Regions from separate parts of the Homo sapiens genome. Here region 2 is linked to region 1. A link is a loop called in an ENCODE intact Hi-C map of the cell type or tissue named here. Cell type or tissue: sigmoid colon. All regions are shown on one strand. Each heading gives the region's core, and the rest is flanking DNA. Links, peaks and the distances in the headings are about the cores only. Region 1 overlaps PCED1B (PC-esterase domain containing 1B). Region 2 has its middle 13 kb from the start of MIR4494.

Region 1 (2,924 bases), core at 291-2,790:
TTTATGATTATAAACTTGGCTTCCCAAAGCTCTCTTGCAGCCAGAGAATAAATGCCAGATAGGTAGGTATGTTTTTTGGTATATACATATATATATATATATATATATATATATATATGTATTTTTTTTTTTTGAGATGGAGTCTTGCTCTGTCACCCAGGCTGGAGTTCAGTGGCATGATCTCAGCTCACTGCAAGCCCCGCCACCCGGGTTCATGCCATTCTTCTGCCTCAGCCTCCCAAGTAGCTGGGACTACAGGTGCCCGTCACCACGCCCTGTTAATTTTTTGTTTTCATATTTTTAGTAGAGATCGGTTTCACCGTGTTAGCCAGGATGGTCTCGATCTCCTGACCTCATGATCCGCCTGCCTTGGCCTCCCAAAGTGCTGGGATTACAGGCGTGAGCCACCACGCCTGGCCTTTTGGTTTATATTTTAAGTCCCTCTCCATGTGTAAAATTAGCCCTGGGACACCAAAAATATCAAGTTTCTGGACCTGTCAAGCTGGGCTAAGTCAATGTTATAAAGACGGCCCTGTCTGAAGACCCTATTGCCTATCTTGCACCCAGGTACCCCTACAAACAAACATATTAATGTTCACTGTGGCAATGCATATTCTGTTTCTAAAAATACAGCCAAGGAGCCAAGGTTCTTAGAGCCTTCCCAGGAAAGGAAATTGAGACAAAAGGAATTTAGGCATCCAGTAGTTCTAATAAATATTGAGTGAATGGAAAATTTTACTTTGAGATAAATATGAACAATCGTCATGTTAAGCATGTTTTCTATCATCTGGCTGTTTCCATGAAGTAGGAAACGCCTGTGAGCAGACTCATCCTTCAGCAACTTGTTCAGATTTGCACCTGACCTCTTCTATACAACAGCTGCCAAGGAAACCTACATTGATTTCCTACCACGTATTTTTATCACAATGCAAGAGGCAAGTAGCAGCATGTCAAAACTGCTCTCTGGAGAAAGTGATTATTATTATTTTTTATTTATTTTGCTTTCCATGCAGTTCAGAACCCCTTTGGGTACTCTCCAGTGTGTTTTGAGATTGCTGACCCTCACTCTCTACTAAAGGTCACTGAGGTTGCTCCCCACAACATGCCACCTTCGAGTCCCCAGGGGTTTTGAGAAGCCTAGGCATGCAGACCAGTGGACTCATTCCAGTCTGCAGCAGCTGAGAGAGAGCACCATGGAGAGTAAGGCAGAGCTGAGTGAAATGAGGACCTGCTGGACTCTGGTACAGCCAGGCTCGGGGGAGCCACATAATTAGTACAAACATCATTGTGTTGAGACACCTCTCCAGCTCTGTTTATTTTGCACATAAACCTAGCCATTAGGTTCAGCAAACATTTGTTAAACATCTGTGCTGCGTCAGACCACATCCAAGGCACAAGGGCAATAAGGCAAGTACTCTTTTACAGCTTTATAGTTCACCAAAGCACTTTTTACATGTTTCATCTCAGTCAACTTTGTGAAATTAAACAGTGCACATATTAGTACTGCGTTTCCATCTTACAAAGGGGAAGCTGAGAATCCAAAAGGTTGAGTCATTTACCTAGAGTTATATAGTTAATAAATGGATGTTCTGGAACAAAATCCAGGGATTTGATTCTTTATTCAATACTCTATTTGGCATTTAATTAGAAGGTGTTTCAGTTCCTTGGTATGTGCAGGAGAGAGACACTACTTTCCTTGCTTATAATTCTTTATTGCGAGTGCCACAGATAAGATGACCAATAGGGATTCATGTTAGTACTCTTAATTCTAAGAGAAAATTTTCATCTCTGACCGTTTAATGGTTTTCCCCAGATTATATTTTTATTTGCATACAATTTACTTTGTTGAATCAGATACTTTTCCAACAAAATGAGTAAGATCTAAAATTCTGAATTGGAATATTTGGAATTTTTGAATGCCCCAAGTATATATTTTCTGTTGCAAATACTTTGGCTCATGGTTTTATCCAATTTGGAATTGAATTCTATACCACCTTATATCCTATAATTATTTCTAATAATACTACAAATTCCTAGAGGAGAGCAACCATATCACGGCTCTGGGAGTGTAGCCAGGACTAACAATATTTGCTGAATGGAATTTAAATTATGGCTGACCTTGCTACTCCCTAAATGGGAAGCATTAGAACTAATTGTTAAGCATCAATCCAGAGCAAGGCAGATTTCTGTGAGAAATCTGCTTCTACCACTAATATTGGGCAGGTTATATAAACCAACAAAGCCCCATGGCCCTCATTAGAAAATGGGGATGCTAATGCCCATCTCTGAAGCCCTTTATAAGAATTAAATGAGAAGCCTGGTATATGGTGAGAATATAATAAGTGGTAGGTATTATTATCAAGACCACTTTCTTGGGTCTTTCGAGAGGTCCTTCTATCTTCTCCTATATTAATGTGATGTTTCTTTTCACTGTCACAAACTGAAAGGTCAGAGTTCCAGAGCAAATTACCCATGGAGCAGCCACCACAGAGGGCCTTGTGTTTGCTGAAAGTAATTGAATAAGTATTTGCAATAGTGCTGACTGTATAATGGAGAGAGCTGATTCTTTTCTCTCTCAATTTTATTTTGTTTAGTGTTAACGTTGGTTGGTGAATAATGGCTGCTTCAAATTAGATATTACTTTGAATAATTAGATTCCCTTTATAAAGCTATGATAAATTAGTTACTGCTACAGGAAATCCAATTTTTTAAAGGGCATAAAATAGGACTCTGAATGCTTCATATAGTTCTCTAAACTGGGTTTGTTAAATATTATCCATATTTATCAGAGAGGCAAAATTAACCCCAGTTTTGAGGGATATAATAGCGTTTAAGAATTCAATCAGATGACCTCTTCAGGCTAACAATGAGCAAAATAAAAACTAGAGCACCTGCCATTTATGACCAAAATCTCAAGAGATAAC
Region 2 (2,924 bases), core at 254-2,753, 290 kb before region 1:
TACAGTCAAAAATGGTTAAGGTGGTAAGTTTTATGTTATTTGTATTTTACCACAATCAACAACTTTAACTTTTTTAAAAAGTTAAAACATTAGTACAAACACAAGTAGCTACAGTTAAAACTCTTTGAACTCCACTTTTGACTAATTGGTAAAGCTCGCTTGTACTATAAAGAAGTGAAAAAGAAAACAAAAACAACAACAAAAGGAGGAGGACAGTGACTCTCTCTTCTCCCCTTCCTCTTCAAAATATTGAAAATGAAGGTCAGTATCTGGAGACCTTCAGAATAAGACTCCTTTCTAAGAGATGGGATTATAAGATACTTTTTTTCTTCTGTTTGTGTTATTCTGTATTTTCTTAAGTTTCTATAATGATATGGATTACCTTTTTAATTGGAGGAAAAAAGTGCTGAGGCCCTACTAAAACAAAGGTGGTCCATCAACACTGAGATGCTTGGGTTAATCATAACTTAAGAATGTTTTGCAAAGGTAGAGTAGCCCTGCTGTTTCCTATATGCCACTAGCCAACCCCAGGAAGGCTCTGGCCGCATCACATGGCTGCTCTAGTTCTAGGAAGAAAAAGACACCCAAAGTTCCAAACTTGTCATCAAGTTAGAACTAGAAATCAGGCCTTGCAGTCCCCACTCCAGTGCCCTTTGACCTAGTTGACTATTTCTCTGAAAGCTGGGGTGTTTATTGTGCAACTGAAGTTATGTTTATACGCAGCTCAGCTTCATTTGCACCAAAGTTTCTCAGCCTCGACACTATGAACATTTTTGGGTGGGATAATTCTTTGTTGAAAGGGGCCGTCCCATGCATTGAAGGATATTTAGCCACATCTGTGGCCTTTCTCCATTATTTACCAGTAGCGCTCTCCCAACCCTCCAACGAAAATTGTCTCTAGACATTGTCAAATGTCCCCTGGGGGCGCAGTTATCCTAGTAGAGAACCACTGATTTACTGCTGGTGAAAATTCATATAATCAGCAAATTTTCTCTTGGACCTTTGCTTCACCAGTTTAAAGGGCTGGATTTAGAGTCTGAGGAGTTCGTGTGAAAAAGAAATCCTGATAAAAATTTCTGGCTTGTTCCCTGGCTCTCCCTGGAGCTCAGCCTTGCTCATACTGTGCTGCTGCTGAAAGTAATCTGGGTGGTCAGAGAGAGATGCTGCTGTGATCGTTTTGGCTGTTTTGTTGAACTGATCTCAGTCTCATCCTTAGCCAGACTTTCTGGTGACTCACCAGCTTTCCTGCTGCCTGTGCCCTTGCCACGATCCCTTCCAGCCGTGACGCAGTCTTTGCCCATTTCACTCTTCCCAGCTGACAGCCATGTCCTCCCCTCAGATGGCCCTGACGTCAGGAGTGGAGAGGGGCCAACCTGGCGTAGCTGTGAGGAGTGAAGCTGCACTGAACTTGCATCAGAAAACCTGGCCTTGACTCAGCCCTCTCAGTTTGCTTATCTTATTTTCAACATGTCCTACTTTGTAAGATGGTTGTGAGAACAAAATGAGACGACATACTCTGAGTGCTCAGTACCATATCTGATCAAGACACCCTTGTTGTCATTACTGTCACTGTGATTTTGAACAAGGCACTTAACTTTTCAGGGTCTCAATGTCATCATCTGAGAAAATAAGGGATTGAGTTGGGCTAACTTCTAGGGTTTCTTCAATGTCAGATTTCAAAAATTATTCATTTTTTTCCAGCTGTAAATAGAATAGTTAATAATCCCTTACAAGGTTGGGGTGCAAACAAAATATTACGGGAAACACTTTGCAAACTGTATATCATGTCAACATCAGGTGGGTTTGGCCATTTGGACGGAAGGACCTTGGGCAAGTGACACGAATATGGGGCCATGGAGTTTGATGGCCAGAATGATCGCAAAGCACAAGGGCTGCTCAGTCTACTTGTGAACATGAATCCTGGGCCAGCCAGTCAGACTCCTTCTGCCACTTTTTCTGTAAGTCTGCATAAGATGGCAGCCTTCCAGAATCCTTTATACTAGTGGGGAATCACAATTAACTACCAAAATGGGAAGGAACCGAGGAACCATGCCGTTCCTCCACAAAGAAACTAATTTTCTTATTCTCAGAGGGTTCAGGGGACCAAAGTGGAGGGGATAATACTTCTTTTTTCTTTTATTTTTATAATTTTGACTTCTATTTTAGATTCAGGGGGTACATGTGCAGGTTTGGTACCTGGAAATATTGCCTGATGCTGAGGTTTGGGGTATGATTGATCCTGTCACCCAGGTAGTCAGCATAGTACCCAATAGTTTATCAACCCTTGCCCGTCTCCCTTCCTCCCCACTCTAATAGTCCCCAGTGTCTATTGTTGCCACTTTTATGTCCACGATTACCCAACGTTTAGCTCTCACTTATAAATAAGAAAACGTGGCTTTTAGTTTCCAGTTCCTGAGTAAATTTGCTTAGGGTAATGGCCTCCAGCTGCATCCATGTCGCTGCAAAGGATATTATTTCGCTCTTTTTATGGCTGCATAGTATTCTATGATGTATGTGTACCACATTTCCTTTATCCAATGCACCGTTGCTGGGCACCTAGGTTCATTCCATGTCTTTGTTATTGTGAATAGTGCTGTAATGAACATACAAGTGCATGTGCCTTTTTGGCAGAACAATTTATTTTCTTTTGGGTATATACCTAGTAATAGGATTGCTGGGTCAGATGATAGTTCTGTCTTTAGTCCTTTGAGAAATCTCCAAACAGGGGCTGAACTAATTTACATTCCCACCAACACTGTATAAGCATTCCCTTTTTTCTGCAGCCTTGATGACATTTGATATTTTTACTTGTATTAATAGCTTTTTATTAATAGCGTTCTCACTGGTATGAGATGGTAACTCATTGTGGTTTTGATTTCATGTTCCTCTGATGATTAGTGATGTGAACCATTTTTTTCATATAT

What was found. Hi-C counts contacts between places; a loop is a spot of excess contacts. Peaks named below come from ENCODE experiments on the same cell type or tissue, not always from the same donor. Only the 100,000 strongest peaks of a DNase experiment are listed, where the experiment ranks them.
Region 2: a loop joins it to region 1, with 4 times the contacts of the local background. A loop is called at or near these places in 9 of 110 quality-filtered maps.

The regions. Positions count from the first base shown.
Region 1 is chr12:47,086,656-47,089,579 of GRCh38, reverse strand. All of the region lies in intron 1 of PCED1B (PC-esterase domain containing 1B), which reads right to left. Among named protein-coding and RNA genes, the nearest start is that of AMIGO2, 8.2 kb to the right of the region's middle. In sigmoid colon, for the core only: no CTCF peak of the experiment used is centred there; a DNase peak (open chromatin) is centred at 1,289; H3K27ac peaks cover 390 bases.
Region 2 is chr12:47,376,094-47,379,017 of GRCh38, reverse strand. No RefSeq gene overlaps it. Among named protein-coding and RNA genes, the nearest start is that of MIR4494, 13 kb to the right of the region's middle. In sigmoid colon, for the core only: no CTCF peak of the experiment used is centred there; DNase peaks (open chromatin) are centred at 592 and 1,327; H3K27ac peaks cover 1,186 bases.